Linked DNA regions of Homo sapiens: region 2 is linked to region 1. A link is an interaction called in ENCODE POLR2A ChIA-PET data of the cell type or tissue named here. Cell type or tissue: A673. All regions are shown on one strand. Each heading gives the region's core, and the rest is flanking DNA. Links, peaks and the distances in the headings are about the cores only.

Region 1 (7,672 bases), core at 1,916-4,415:
CATGGGGACTAGCAGGAGTGAACTCCGCTCACTCGCTACTCTACTCATCGTGGGAGGGGGAGCACTGGTGAGTGGGTGCAGGAGCTGGGGCTAGTGCTTTTGGGCGCTGGGAAGAGCAAACTCTTTACTGGCCTCGTGGCAGCATCTAGGGGAGGGTGCCTGTGACCCCTGAAGCCCTAGAGGAAGTGTTGCAGTACTCTTTTAGCTTTGTAATCTGTGGATGGCTTAAGTGTTAACAGCTCAGTGGAGGGTCCGTGTGACAGCCTCTTGCACCCACCCTCATGGCACCTGAGTTCTTGTTCGGTATCCAGGAAGAATGAGGTCACACGAACGAATTGAAGGTGGTAAATGTGGGGGATTTTATTGCTGATGAAAGTGGCTCTCAGCCAGAAGGGGAGCTGAAAAGGGGACAGAGCGGGACCGTAATCTTCCCCTGTAGGCCTTCCCTGGCCGGACTCCTCTCCGAAGCTACACCATCAAGCTGTCCCTCTGAAGTCAAGCCGCTTTTCTGTGACATCCAACCGTAGTCTCTGATGCACACCTGCTTCTCCTCTCTCTGCAGGCTGAGCCTGGGCTTTTTTTTTTTTTTTTTTTGAGACAGAGTCTCACGGTGTCGCCCAGACTGCAGTGCAGCGGTGCAGTCTTGGCTCACTGCAAGCTCCACCTCAAGCCTGGGATTTTTATGGGTGCAGGATGGGGGGCAGGGCGGGCCATGGGTGGTTTTGGAAAAGGAAAACATTTGAGTGGGAAAACAGATGTAAGTTCTCACTTTGGGCCATGGTTCCAGGCTTGAGGGTGGGGCCCTTGCCAGGGACCTGCCCTCTTCTGCCCAGAATTTCCCTGCCTCCTGTTCCTATCCTAATTCTCATTATCAGTTTTATTATTACTTAAAATATGGAAAACAGTTTTCTCCTAATTCTCATTATCAGTTTTATTATTACTTAAAATATGGAAAACAGTATCTGAAACAAATTTGGTTCATGTGAGATTCCTGTCTTCCTTTGTGAATTGAGGGGGTGAAACTCACTACGTATTTCCATTTACGAACCCCGGTACCATTTAATTACTAAGTCAACTAGAAATGTGACATTTAGTAGTTTAAAGGTACAGTTTAGGGGCATGTGTTCTCAGGACCTCTGAGGCTATATCACAGGCAAACAAAAAAGTTAAATAAGTAGTATATAGATAAGAAAAGGTACAGTTTACCGGTTGTGTTGAAATAATTCCACAGTTTATTTTTACACATGGGAAGTCAAGAAATCCATCTTCAAACTTTCTGTTGCATTTTGCAGATAGAAACTTTTTACCCTTATTTGCCACTTAAATCCATGTGACACTATATTTCCAACACCAACAATCACTTCTCCAAACAGCACCATGGTGTTTCCAACACTAACAATCAATTTTCCGATTCTCTGGACACCAACTAGATGTTCAACAGTATTCAATTCTGACACTGCCGGGAGTTGGAGCAGATACCACAGGCTAAGGGCTCGGTATTGCAACAACACCCCCACTTTAGACACTAGTCTCAAGTCTTGGCCCACCAGTAACTTCTGACTGACCAGCTATGAATAGGGCATTCCCAAGACCCCTCCTCAGGTTTAATAATTTGCCTGAATGGCCCATAGAACTCAGGAACACATTTTGCTTAGGTTTACCTGTTTCTCATAAAGGATACAACTCAGGAACGGTGAAGTGGAAGAGATGCCAAGGACAAGGTATGGAGGGAGTGGAGCACAGAGCTTCTGTGCCCTATCCTGGAGTGTCACCCTCCCAGCACTTTGATGTGTTCTCCAACCTGGAAGTGCTCTAAATCTCATTGTTCAATAATTTTTATAGAGCTCAATTTCCAGCCCCCACAACCCTACTTCTTAGAGTTCAGTGAGTGGGGCTGAAAGTTCCACCCTGTAGTCCCTGGTCATTCTAGGGACGGGGTCTTTCTAGGTCTTTCCAGTCCCATCCTGGGGCTATCTAGGGGCCCCACCCTAAGTTTATTAGCATAAACTCTGGTGTGATCAAAAGGGGCTGATTATAAATAACAAAAGACACTCCCATCACGTAGGAAATTCCAAGGATTTTAGGAGTTCTGTGCTGGGAACCTGGGACAGAGACCAAATATATTTTGTCTTATACACAAAGCACCACAAAGGGCCTGCAGCTGACTAACATTACCATTGATTTTAGAACTGTGAGAAGCAGAGCCAAAAGAGTTTACTCCTGTCTTGAAGCTAAGTGCATAGAGTGCCCAAGTCACTGGCAAAGTCACAGTGGAAAAGCGTTAATAACCATCCAAATGCAATAATATTAGTACGTTATATTATTTTCTGTAGAATATTTTGAAAATACAAAAGTATATATCACAACGTAGTAGTCATCCATTAACACTTTTATTTGTACTAGATACCAATTAAGGAAAAACTATAGAAACAACCTATATACCATGTAGGTGTAGCTATTTTAAAAGAATTGGTAATTGAAAATCGAAAGTGACCAGTGTCAGCTCAGAAAATCAGCGGTGGTTGTTATTATTATTAACGAGACTCTGTCGCCTAGGCTGGAGTACAGTGGTGCAGTCTGGACCCACTGCAACCTCCATCTCCTGGGTTCAAGCGATTCTCCTGCCTCAGTCTACCAGGTTGCTGGGACTACAGGCACGCACCACCACAACCGGCTAATTTTTGTATTTTTAGTAGAAACGGGGTTTCACTGTGTTGGCCAAGCTGGTCTCGAACTCCTGGCCTCAAGTGATCCACCCACCTCGGCCTCCCAAAGTGCAGGGATTACAGGCGTGAGGCACTGTGCCTATTTGCATTATAAAAGGATTCATATAGAATTCCTGCACGGTCTTATTTAAAAGCTTTGATTTGTTGAAATGCTACTTCCACAGAGCTTTTCAGGATCATGTCTGGTGAGTAGTTTGACTAGATAGAATCTTTGTCACACAGTTCATACTGAATGTTCATGCGGCTATGAAGGGCAAAACATCTCCTCTGTGCGCAGCTTGTATCGGTCTGGGCTCGAAAGCACCCAGACTGAGCTCTGTGGCTCTGTGATAGAGCTCTCAGGAGAGGGAGGATCCTCAGAGGGCTTGTACTTTGAGAAGAGACTGGCAAGGGAGAATGGAGGCAGTGGTGATTGGGGAATTGGAAGGATGAGACACTGAGCATGGCTTGGCTTTTTTCCAAGCCTCTTCAGTCTCATTGTCTAGCAGATAAACCTGATCTGCTTTTAAGCTGTTCTGAACTCAGGGCTGACTTAGGCTTAGGGAAGTCTGAGGAAAGTGGACCCTCCATGTCCCTGCCATGTGGGTTCTTGTTTCTGTAGTCTCCCTTCTCTTTTCTTTTTTTTTTTTTTGAGTCAGGGTTACTCTGTCACCCAGGCTGAAGTGCAGTGGTATGATCATGACCCACTGGAACCTTGAACACCTGAGCTCAAGTGATCCTCTGGCCTCAGACTATAGGTGGGCACTAGCATGCTGGCTAATTTTTAAATTTTTTTGTAGAGATGAGGTCTCACTATGTTGCCCAGGCTGGTCTCAAACTCCTGGGCTCAAGCAATCCTCCCACCTTGGCTTCTCAAAAGTCCTGAGATAATAGACATGAGCCACTGTGCCTGGCCAGTAATCACCAGCTTAAGAAGTTATAGCTGTGTGGAAAGACACAGGACTCATAGGTCAAATGGTAACATCCTACATACACAGAAGGAAACACACACACAAACAAAGCCTTTGTTCACAAGCAAAGAATTTCTTTCTCATTCTTGCCTCATCCCCTGTATCCAGAGATCTTATTTTTTTCCTCTTCTTATCACCTTCATTTTACACTGGTCTGATGTTTTTTGTTTTGTTTGTGTGTGTGTGAGTGAATTTTTCAGAGCTCAGCTTTCTAGAGGGTGGAGCAGTGTCTGTCACACGGGCTTCTCATAGCTCAAACTGTCATCCCTGCTTTAGCTCATCTCTTCCTAATTGTTCTCTACCCTCCACCCCCCACAACTCTGCCTTTTTTTTTTTTTTCCTGCTGGCCATGATTCCATGGAGAAGGAAACGAACCTTTCATTTGCTCCCCTCAGAATGGCCTTCTAGAACTTTGCCTCTGTTTACTCAAGGCGTCTGGGAATAATCCTGTAGGGGTGTGCTATTCAATGACTTCCTACTTGAAGGGTCTAAGCCAGGGAAGTCTTTTTTTTTTGAGACGGAGTCTCGCTCTGTCGCCCAGGCCGGACTGCGGACTGCAGTGGCGCAATCTCGGCTCACTGCAAGCTCTGCTTCCCGGGTTCACGCCATTCTCCTGCCTCAGCCTCCCGAGTAGCTGGGACTACAGGCGCCCGCCACCGCGCCCGGCTAATTTTTTGTATTTTTAGTAGAGACGGGGTTTCACCTTGTTAGCCAGGATGGTCTCGATCTCCTGACCTCGTGATCTGCCCACCTTGGCCTCCCAAAGTGCTAGGATTACAGGCATGAGCCACCATGCCCGGCCAAGAATGTTAATATATCTTAAAAATTAATAAACTTACATGTTAGCAAATAACCTTTTTAATGAAAAATATTTTCTAAAACAATAAAATTGGAAGAGTAGAATTGTTTTACGCATTTGAAAATTTGAAGATGTCTGGCTCCATAGAGACAGCTAGATTCCTAGATCTCCTTCAACATATAGCCTGTTGTGACTTATTGTTTTGATGTTGACTTAACTGTATTGTTGAAGCACATGAAGAAAAACGAGCCTCACACAGAAATGTAGTTGGAAAAGGAAGGCATGTGTTTTAATAAAGCCTTTTCAGATTGTGTATATTCTTTGGTACTATGCCAAAACTCTGATAAGTGGTAGCTTCTTTTTTTTTATTTTTTTTTTTTTGAGTCTCGCTCTTCTTGCCCAGACTAGAGTGCAATGGCCTGATCTTGGCTCACCACAACCTCCACCTCCCGGGTTCAAGCAATTATCCTGCCTCAGCCTCCCAAGTAGCTGGGATTCCAGACATGTGCCACCACGCCCAGCTAATTTTTTTTTTTTTTTTTTTTAGTAGAGACGGGATTTCTCCATGTTAGTCAGGCTGATCTTGAACTCCCGACCTCAGGTGATCTGCCCGCCTCGGCCTCCCAAAGTGCTGGGATTACAGGCATGAGCCACCACGCCCGGCCGACAAGTGGTAGCTTCTTAAAGGTTAATTGTAATACAGAGTTTGAAAAAGTTACCTCGAGGAATTTTTTTGTACTTTATTAACATAAAAATCCATTTTTTATCTTGCACTTTGAATGGCTTTTTTTTTTTTTTTAAACTGGGGTAGCCTCTTGAGCCATGGTGGGCTCAGAGACTCCCTGAATGGCTCTTTAAACCATAATTTTGACATTGTGGTTCCATTGAAAGGGTCTTGGGGACTCCCAGGGGTTCCCAGACCACACTTTGAGAATTGCTGTTTTAGAATCTGGAAGAGATCTTGAAGATTAACTCAGGCCCATTTCTCCCCTGGGTTGGAATAAGAGGAGTGATTGAAGCTGAGGGAGGACTGACTTGCCCAAAGTCATTTAGCTAGTTATTCATAGAGCTGTGGCTGGAATTAGGTTTCTTGACTGATTCTGTAAACATGTCTTTAGTGCTATGCTAGGTTCTGATTCCCTGGGCCAGGCTACATTGTGCTATCTTTTGGAGGTAGTTGTCTCCTGTGGAGAGAGTTGTCTTCTGTGGCCCTGGTCCTTCGAGTCTTGAATGCATTTGTTCACCTTTTGTTTCTTATTTTCTCTTAAGTTTCAAATTGCCAAAATCATCATTATATTTCCAAGTAAAATGTTGAGCTGTTGTGTCAGTTTAGCTCTGTGGCTGCTTTGTGTGTATCTAAATTTTCTTTATGTAACTGATAGACACTCAAAAGGCATTGGGCTACATGGAGGTTTGAAGTATGCATTGGGTGTGATTGGAGTAGTGTCTGTTTTGCATAGGAAGGTATTTGGAAAGAACTTTAACAGTCCATAGTGGATCTCTCAGCAGACTGGAAGAATTCTGTGGGTACTTGGTGAGTACTATACTCCGTATAGTACTCTACAGTACTATATATATATATATATATGCTATATATACTATAATATATATACTCTATAGTACTTACTATAGAGTAACTGAACTTTCTTTTGTCTTTGAATTATATAAATTCCTTGTCTATTTTTTTTAAGGGTATTGACCAAAACTTTGGACTGAATGTTTTCCTGCTGTTCTTTTTAAAAATTTTTTATTTATTTATTTATTTTTCGAGACTGGCTCTGTTACCTAGGCTGGAGTACAGTGGTACAGTCATGGCTCATTGCAGCCTTAACCTCCCGGGCTCAAGTGATTCTCCCACCTCAGCCTCCCAAGTAGATGGGACTACAGGTACACACCACTATGCCTGGCTAATTTTTTTTTTGTAGAGGTGGGGTCTTCTCTACAAAAAAGCCCAGCCCAGGCTGGTCTCAAACTCCTGGGCTCAAACGATTCTCCTGCCTCAGTCTCCCAAAGTGTTGGGATTATAGGAGTGAGCCACTATGCCTGGCCTGTTTTTCTACTCTTAAAAGACTTTCTTCCCCTTGTAAATTAGCTCAAATCCAGTGTTTTGTATAGATATTCTTCAAGAAAAAAAACAAGTCATTTGCGCTTGCTGTGGACTTGCTTTGAGACCACTTGACAGAATTTAGTACTACTGAAGGTCACCAAAATTAATGAGGACATGGCAGTCTGGGAAGGATCTTTTTATTTAAAAGGAACAATCATGATGCTATCAAGGACCATAATGACATCTGTGAAATTTCATGAGCTGCCTCACAATGATGAGGCAGCGTGTGTGCTCGGAGTCTTATGATTTCAGTGTGAACTCTGCAAGCCTGGTCGTCTGCTTTGTGAACAAAGGCTTTGTTTGTGTGTGTGTTTCCTCTTGTGTATATCCTAATATCCCCACCTTGCCATGCCTCATGTCTCTAAGGCCTGTGCCTGCATGATTAATTCTGCTGATTGTTGGCCAGGTACCACTCTATTGACAGGTGGCGTTGTCTTTGAACTTAGCAAGGCAGAACAATATTTTCCTTCACTCTCACGATTGCTATGAGGTGCTAGGCTAGGATTGGCTATGGGTTTCTTCATAATTACAGCCTCCTTTTAACAAACCTAATATATTAAACTGTAGACTTATTAAAACACTTAGGGGTTGAATATTTGCTTTTCAGAGCGGTCCTCTTTAGAGTTCCTTTAAATAGCTAGTTCTCCAGTTTCATTAAAATACAATTTGATTCCCAGAACTTGCACTGTAAGAACACAGGTCCTCATTAAGGTGCAGCATACCCATTATTGCTCTCCTGGTTTCTGTGTATTAGAGGCAGAGCCCCTTGTCACTGGAGATTGTAGCAGTGTTTTGCCTAGAATGAGGAGCAAATGAGGGAGATGGATTATTTTCTTTATCACCACCCCGCCCCCACCGCCACCAACCATGTCTGTCTAACAGTTCTGCTAAGAGCTGACTACTGAATCAAGGCTGCCTTGTGTTCTGAAAGGCTATGCCCACATAGACGTATGTGTGTGTGAGGGTGGAGCCCCTTAGAGAAGAATACAGTTGACTGCTGCTGCCCACCAAGACCAGCCTTTCCTCCTTTTCACTTGTTGCCTGGGCTCAAGTGATCCTCCTGCCTCAGTCTCCCAAGTAGCTGGGACTA
Region 2 (7,672 bases), core at 2,568-5,067, 110 kb before region 1:
TGGTCAGGCTGGTCGCAAACTCCCGACCTCAGGTGATCCTCCTGCCTCGGCCTCCCAAAGTGCTGAGATTACAGGCGTGAGCCACAGCGCCAGGCCAAAATTTCAGACTCCTCTCCACAAAGGACTGCTTCAGGCTATCAAGCTTATATGTACTATGGGCCCATGCATGACTTCAGCTTTGCCCACTGGTGATCTACCTTATAGTAAACATAAAATGGCAGTCTCAAGTCCCTCATAATTCTGTACCACTGTAGCAAATTCCATACCAAAGCAGGTGCTATCATGGCTTTAATTAGCCCAAAATTGGCCAGGCTCAGTGGCTCACGCCTGTAATCCCAGCACTTTGGGAGGTGGAGGCGGGTGGATCACTTGAGGTCAGGAGTTCAAGACCAGCTTGGCCAACATGGTGAAACCCCTTCTCTATTAAAAGTGCAAAACTTAGCCGACTGTGGTGGTGCATGCTTGTAATCCCAGCTACTTGGGACACTGAGGCACAAAAATTGCTTGAACCCAAGAAGCAGTGGTTGCAGTGAGCCAAGATCGTGCCACTGCACTGCCGGCTGGGCGACAGAGCAAGATGCCATCTCAAAAAAAAATAATAATAATAAATAAGCCCAAAATAAACCAAATTAACACGAGAAGGCATACTTTAGTTCTCAAGACACCAAAGCAGACATAAGCGTCAAGGTTCCAAATATCAACTTCCTAACTAAAAGCAGGACACTGAATGCTTTCTCAACTATATTTCCCCAACAGTAAAAGGATAATTATTTAGAGGATAATTATTATTAGAAAGATGAAGGCACAGAGAAGAACACCTTTTGTTTTTATGGTTTAAAAAAGTTGGTTGGGCACAGTGGCTCATGCCTATAATCCCAGCACTTTGGGAGGCCCAGGCGGGAGGATAGCTTGTGTCCAGGAGTTCGAGACCAACTTGGGCAGCAAAGCAAGACCCCATCTCTACAAAAAAATAAAAACTAAAAATCAGCCAGGCATGATAGCACACGCCTGTAGTCCCAGCTACTCAAGAGGCTGAGGTGGGAGGATCGTTTGAGCCAGGAGATCCAGGCTGCAGTGAGCTATGATCATGCCACTGCACTGCAACCTGGGCAACAGAGTGAGTACCCATCTCCAAAAAAGAAAAAGTCTGAAAGGAAGACAATTTTTCTTTTTAATTCTTTGTCATCATATCAACTGAGTTAACTAAAGTACACCTACTTCTGTTCCTTTAGGTTAGTTATGTGATATTCGATTGGCAAATATCAAAAATATTTCCAATTTTTTCCAGAAATTTATTTTTCCTCACTAGCTCCACCTTGAGCAACATTTTAACAAATAAAAGGTCTTAAAACTTACCACAAAAGACGCTATTTCAATTCAAAAATTTTCCCATAAGCAATTTTTCTTTTTTAGAAAAGAAAAAAAAGACCCTCGCTTTAATAAAAGTGTCTTAAAAGAAAAAAAAAAGACCCACACTTAAGAGCACAAATCTTACCAGGATGTCGATCATCAAATGGGTCTGGATCCCCTTTACGATACTCTTCAGTTTCTTTTTCAATCAATTGAGACATCCTAGCACAAAGGAAACAAGGGGTCAACTCTGGACAAGCATAAAAAAATGGACCACCACTACAACAGTCAATTCAACGGTCAAGGTAGAAAATAAAAGCAAAGTTAGAAAAAGACTATTTCTTCTGATGTACATAGAAATCTACACAATTATCTCATAAAAGAGTTTCCTCTCCCAAACTCATTCTTTTTTTTTTTTTTTTGACAGTCTCGCTCTGTCGCCCAGGCTGGAGTGCAGTGGTGTGATCTTGGCTCACTGCAAGCTCTACCTCCTGGGTTCATGCCATTCTCCTGCCTCAGTATCCCGCACAGCTGGGACTGCAGGCACCCACCACCACGCCCGGCTAACTTTCTGTACTTTTAGTAGAGACGGGGTTTCACCATGCTAGCCAGGATGGTCTCGATCTCCTGACCTCGTGATCCACCCGCCTCAGCCTCCCAAAGTGCTGGGATGACAGACGTGAGCCACCACACCTGGCCCCCAAACTCATTCTTATATAAACTTTCCCTTCTTCAAAAAATAACATTACCTTCACCTCAGAAACCAAAAATGTAGGACTCATCTTTAAAATCTTCCTTTTCTTGCTGGGCATGATGGCTCACGCCTGTAATCCCAGCACTCTGGGAGGCCGAGGCAGGAGGATCACCTGAGGTTGGGAGTTCAAGAACAGCCTGAACAACATGGAGAAACCCCGTCTCTACTAAAAATACAAAATTAGCTGGGCGTGGTGGCACATACCTGTAATCCCAGCTAGTAGGGAGGCTGAGGCAGGAGAATCACTTGAACCTGGGAGGTGGAGGTTGCGGTGAGGCAAGAGATTGCGCCACTGCACTCCAGCCCGGGCAACAAGAGTGAAACTCTGTCTCAAAAAAAAAAACCTTCCTTTTCTCCTCCCTCTCCCACAACAATTTCTGTTAGCTCTACTACAAGGTACTTCCTGACTCACATCACTTCTCTAATTCTTGACCACTCCTATCCTCATCCAGACCACCATCATCAACTACCTGGATTACCTCTAATGGTCTTTTTACCAGTCTCCTTGCTTCCTGCTTCCATGTCTGATCTGATGCAATTCATTCTCCAACTTCCAATGACTTACCACAATACCCTGAATTAAATCCAAGTACTACTATGGCCTGCAATTATCTGGCTTCTGCCTGCTGCTTCCTGACCACTTCTTCCACTCCTCCACCCTCCTGCATTAACCTTCGGTCACTGTTCTTCAAAGAGCCCAATTTCACTCCTGTTTCAGGGTTACAGTGCTATTAACTCAGCTGGTAACATTTTTCCCACCATCTAAGCCTCCACCCCTGCCCCAAGTAACCGTTCATCTGCTTTCTCTCACTACAAGTGAGTTCTGCCTGATCCAGAATTTGTTTTTTTTCTTGTAGAGATGGGGTCTTGCTATGTTGCCCAGGCTGGAGTCTAGTGGCTATTTACAAGCATAAACATAGCACACTACAGCTTCAAACTCTTGGCCTCAAGCAATCCTCCTGCCTCAGCCTCCCAAGTAGCTGGGTCTATAGGCACGCAACACTGTGTCTGGCTTGTTTCAGACTTTCACATAAATTGAACCATATAATCTTTTTACATCTAACTTTCACCTAGCATGCTTTGAGAGTCATCCATGTTGCTGAATGTATGAAAAGTTCTGTTTCATTAATGCATTTTTTTTTTTTTGAGATGGAGTTTCACTCGTTGCCCAGGCTGGAGTGCAATGGTGCTATCTCAGCTCACCACAACCTCCGCCTCCCAGGTTCAAGCGATTCTGCTGCCTCAGCCTCTTGAGTAGCTGGAATTACAGGCATGCACCACCATACCTGGCTAAGTTTTGTATTTTTAGTAGAGATGGGGTTTCTCCATGTTGGTCAGGCTGGTCTCGAACTCCTGACCTCAGGTGATCTGCCCGCCTCAGCCTCCTAAAAGTGCTGGTTATAGGCGTGAGCCACCACGCCCGGTTATTCATGCATTATTTATAAAACAAGAAAAATGGCTGGGCACAGTGGCTCATGCCTGTAATCCCAACACTTTGGGAAGCCAAGGTGGGCCGATCACCTGAGGTCAGGAGTTCGAGACCAGCCTGACCAACATGGAGAAACCCCATCTCTACTAAAAATACAAAATTAACCGGGCACGGTGCCACATGCCTGTAATCCCAGCTACTCAGGAGGCTGAGGCAGGAGAATCGCTTGAACCCAGGAGGCGGAGGTTGTACTCCATTGCACTCCAGCTTGGGAAACAAGAGCAAAACTCTATCTCAAAAAAAAAAAAAACAAGAAAAATTACTATCTGGGTGACCTAAGACTGACACTCTATAATAATGACAAGCCAATACAAGACTATCATACTCTCCATCTAACATGCTCTGTCCTAAATCAAACTCTCCTATGTGCTTATTTCCAGGACACTATACTTTCTAGTCTTTTTTTTTTTTTTTTTTTTTAAGAAACAGGGTCTAGCATGGGCGACAGAATGAGACTCCATCTCAAAAAAAAAAACAAAAAACAAAACACCAAAAACCAGAAAAAAAAAACAGGGTCTCACTCTGTTGCTCAGGCTGGAGTGCAGCAACACGACTCATGGCTCACTGAAGCCTCAACATCCCAGGCTCAAATGATCCTCCCACCTCAGGCTCCTGAATAACTGGGACTACAGGAACACCACCATGCCCGGCTAACTTCAAAAATTTTTTGTAGTTGGGGATTTGCTCCCCAGGCTGACCTCGAACTCCTGGGCTCAAGCCCACCCTGGCCTACCAAAGTCCTGGGATTACAGGCATTGAGCCACCACACCCAGCCTTGCTAGTCTTTTTTTTTTTGAGATGGAGTCTCGCTCTGTCACCCAGGCTGGAGTGCAATGGCACGATGTCGGCTCACTGCAACCTCTGCCTCCCACGTTCAGGCGATTCTCCTGCCTCAGCCTCCTGAGTAGCTGGGATTACAGGCATGTGCCACCACGCCCAGCTCATTTTTGTATTTTTTTTTTTGGTAGAGACAGGGTTTTGCCATGTTAGTCAGGCTATCTCAAACTCCTAACCTCAAGTGATCCACCCGCCTTGGTTTCCCAAAGTGCTGGGATTACAGGTGTGAGCCACCACATCTGGCCCCTTCCAGTCTTAAGAATTAAACTCTCCTGGCCGGCGCCGTGGCTCATGCCTGTAATCCCAGCACTTTGGGAGGCTGAGGCGGGCGGATCACCTGAGGTTGGGAGTTCGAAATCAGCCTGACCAACATGGAGAAACCCCGTCTCTGCTAAAAATACAAAAAATTAGCCGGGCATGGTGGTGCATGCCTGTAATTCCAGCTACTCGGGAGGCTGAGGCAGGAGAATCGCTTGAACTCAGGAGGCGGAGGTCGCGGTGAGCCGAGATCGTGCCATTGCACTCCAGCCTGGCCAACAAGCGCAAAACTCTGTCCCAAAAATATAACTAAATAAATATAAAAGAGTTAAACTCTCTGCAAAAATTACTGGTCCACTCTAATCAAGCTTCATAAGTATTTCTGCTTTTTCTTCCTTTCCCTCTAAACTCTGAAACCTCTCTTTAACACAAAGGGCAATCACACAAAATAATGTATGTGTACTTGTTTTTTTTGTTGGTGATGGTTTTTTTTTTTTTAATGTTTTTTTAAGAGACAGGGTCTCACTGTCTCTCAGGCTGGACTGCAGTGGCGCAGTGGCACAATCGTACCTCACTGCAGCCTCAAACTTCTGAGCTCAAACAATCCTCCTGCGTCAGCTTCCCAAGTAGGTGGGACTACAGGTGTCAATCAGCATGCCTGGCTTTTTTTTTTTTTTTTTTGAGATGGAGTCTCACTCTGTCGCCCAGGCTGGAGTACAGTGGCGCAATCTCAGCTCACTGCAACCTCCGCCTCCCAGGTTCAAGCAGTTCTCCTACCTCAACCTCCTGAGTAGCTGGGGTTACAGGTACATGCCACCATGCCCGGCTAACTTTTGTATTTTTAGTAGAGATGGGGTTTCACCATGTTGGTCAGGCTGGTCTCTAACTCCTGACCTCATGATCCACCTGCCTCGGCTTCCCAAAGTGCTGGGATTACAGGCGTGAGACACTGCACCCAGCCTTATACCTGGCTATTTTTTAAATTTTTTATATAGATAGCATCTTGCTATGTTGCCCAGGCTGGTCTTGAACTCCTGGACTCAAGCAATACTTCCACCTCAGCTTCACAAAATATACTTAGAATTATATATTGTAAAATCTACTAGTATCAAAAAAGAAAAAAAAAAACAAAAAGATCTACTAGTATCCCCAGTTGAAACTAAGAAATATAACAGAGAAGTTAAAAATATGGCCTCTGGGCCAGGCACAGTGGCTCATGCCTATAATCCCAGCACTTTGGGAGGCCAAGGTGGGAAAATCACTAGAGGTAAGGAGTTAGAGACCAGCCTGGACAATATAGTGAAATCCCCCCCATCTCTACTAAAAATTTAAAAACTAGCCAGGCATGGTGGCAACACATCCTGTAGTCCCTGCTACTCAGGAGACTGAGACTGGAAGACGGCTTGAGCCCAGGAATTCAAGGCTGCAGTAAGCTATGATAAAACTGCTGCACTCCAGGGCCCGGCGTGGTGGCTTACGCCCGTAATCCCAGCACTTTGGGAGGCTGAGGTGGGCAGATCATGAGGTCAGGAGATCAAGACCATCCTGGCTAACACGGCGAAAGCCCGTCTCTACTAAACATACAAAAAATTAGCCGGGCACGGTGGCAGGCGCCTGTAGTCCCAGCTACTCAGGAGGCTGAGGCAGGAGAATGGCGTGAACCCAGGAGGCGGAGCTTGCAGTGAGCCGAGATTGCGCCATCGCACTCCAGCCTGGGCGACAGAGCGAGACTATGTCTCATAAAAAAAAAAAAGGTGGCTTTTGGAGCCAGATTTTCAGGGTTCAAATCTGAGCTCTTCCACAGTGTGAGACACTCTCGGTAAGTTATTTAACCTCTCTGTGCCTCAAGATAATAGTCTCTACGTTACAGAGTTTCCCTGGGTTTCAGTTAATTAGAATAAAACCTGACAAGTAAGAGCTCTTTAGGTGTTAATTGTGGGGTTTTTTTCTTCTGTTTAGTCTTCTCATTTTCCAAGAGTAATTGGCATCATAAAAACTGGGAATCGGGCCAGGCGCAGTGGAGCACTTTGGGAGGCTGAGGCAGGTGGGTCACTTGAGGTCAGGAGGTCAAGACCAGCCTGGCCAACAGGGTAAAACCCATCTCTAGTAAAATACGAAAATTAGCCAGGCATGGTGGCGGGCGCCTATAATCCCAGGTACTCAGGAGGCTGAGGCAGGAGACTCACTTCAGCCAGGGAGGCAGAGATTGCAGTGAGCCAAGATCGAGCCACTGCACTCCAGCCTGGGTGCGAGTGAGACTCCATCTCAAAACAAACAAAAAACTGAGAATAAAAAATAGGAAAAACAGTTAATTTAGGGTAGCTATTGACTGGGATGAGGCAGGAGGGTGCAATCTGGTACTCAAGTTCTACTATAACTTGATCTCGATAATGGTCTTACAAAAAAAAAATCCATCTAGCAGAGTACTTTACAGTATATAAATTATATCTCAAAAAAAAAAAAAAAAAAAAAAAGGCCAGGCGTAGTGGCTCACGCCTGTAATCCCAGCACTTTGGGAGGCTGAGGCGGGCAGATCACGAGATCAGAAGATCAAGACCATCCTGGCTAACACGGTGAAACCCTGTCTCTACTAAAAATACAAAAAAATTAGCCAGGTGTGTTGGCGGGTGCCTGTAATCCCAGATACTCAGGAGGCTGAGGCAGAATAGCGTGAACCCGGGAGGCGGAGCTTGCAGTGAGCTGAGATCGCACCACTGCACTCCAGCCTGGGCAACAGAGCAGACTCCGTCTCAAAAAAAAGACCAGCCTGGCCAACGTGGTAAAACCCTGTCTCTATTAAAAAAAACACAAAAAATTAGCCGGGCTTGGTGGTGGGCACCTAATCCCAGCTACTTGGGAGACTGAGGCAGGAGAATTGCTTGCACCTGGGAGGCAGAGGTTGCAGAGCCGAGATCACACCACTGCACTCCAGCCTGAGCGACAGAGTGAGACTCCATCTCAAAACAAAACAAAAAAAAGCCCAC

Evidence for each region. Peaks named below come from ENCODE experiments on the same cell type or tissue, not always from the same donor. Only the 100,000 strongest peaks of a DNase experiment are listed, where the experiment ranks them.
Region 2: POLR2A ChIA-PET joins it to region 1 with 5 read pairs; 2 of 35 experiments call an interaction of 5 or more read pairs at or near these places.

What each region holds. Positions count from the first base shown.
Region 1 is chr3:51,578,587-51,586,258 of GRCh38, forward strand. The region is part of intron 2 of RAD54L2 (RAD54 like 2); the gene reads left to right. Among named protein-coding and RNA genes, the nearest start is that of RAD54L2, 44 kb to the left of the region's middle. RefSeq lists an enhancer at 4,508-5,293. In A673, for the core only: no CTCF peak of the experiment used is centred there; a DNase peak (open chromatin) is centred at 3,175.
Region 2 is chr3:51,469,434-51,477,105 of GRCh38, forward strand. DCAF1 (DDB1 and CUL4 associated factor 1) reads right to left here. Exons shown (of 25, transcript NM_001387579.1): 4 at 1,496-1,572. Among named protein-coding and RNA genes, the nearest start is that of DCAF1, 27 kb to the right of the region's middle. In A673, for the core only: no CTCF peak of the experiment used is centred there; no DNase peak of the experiment used is centred there.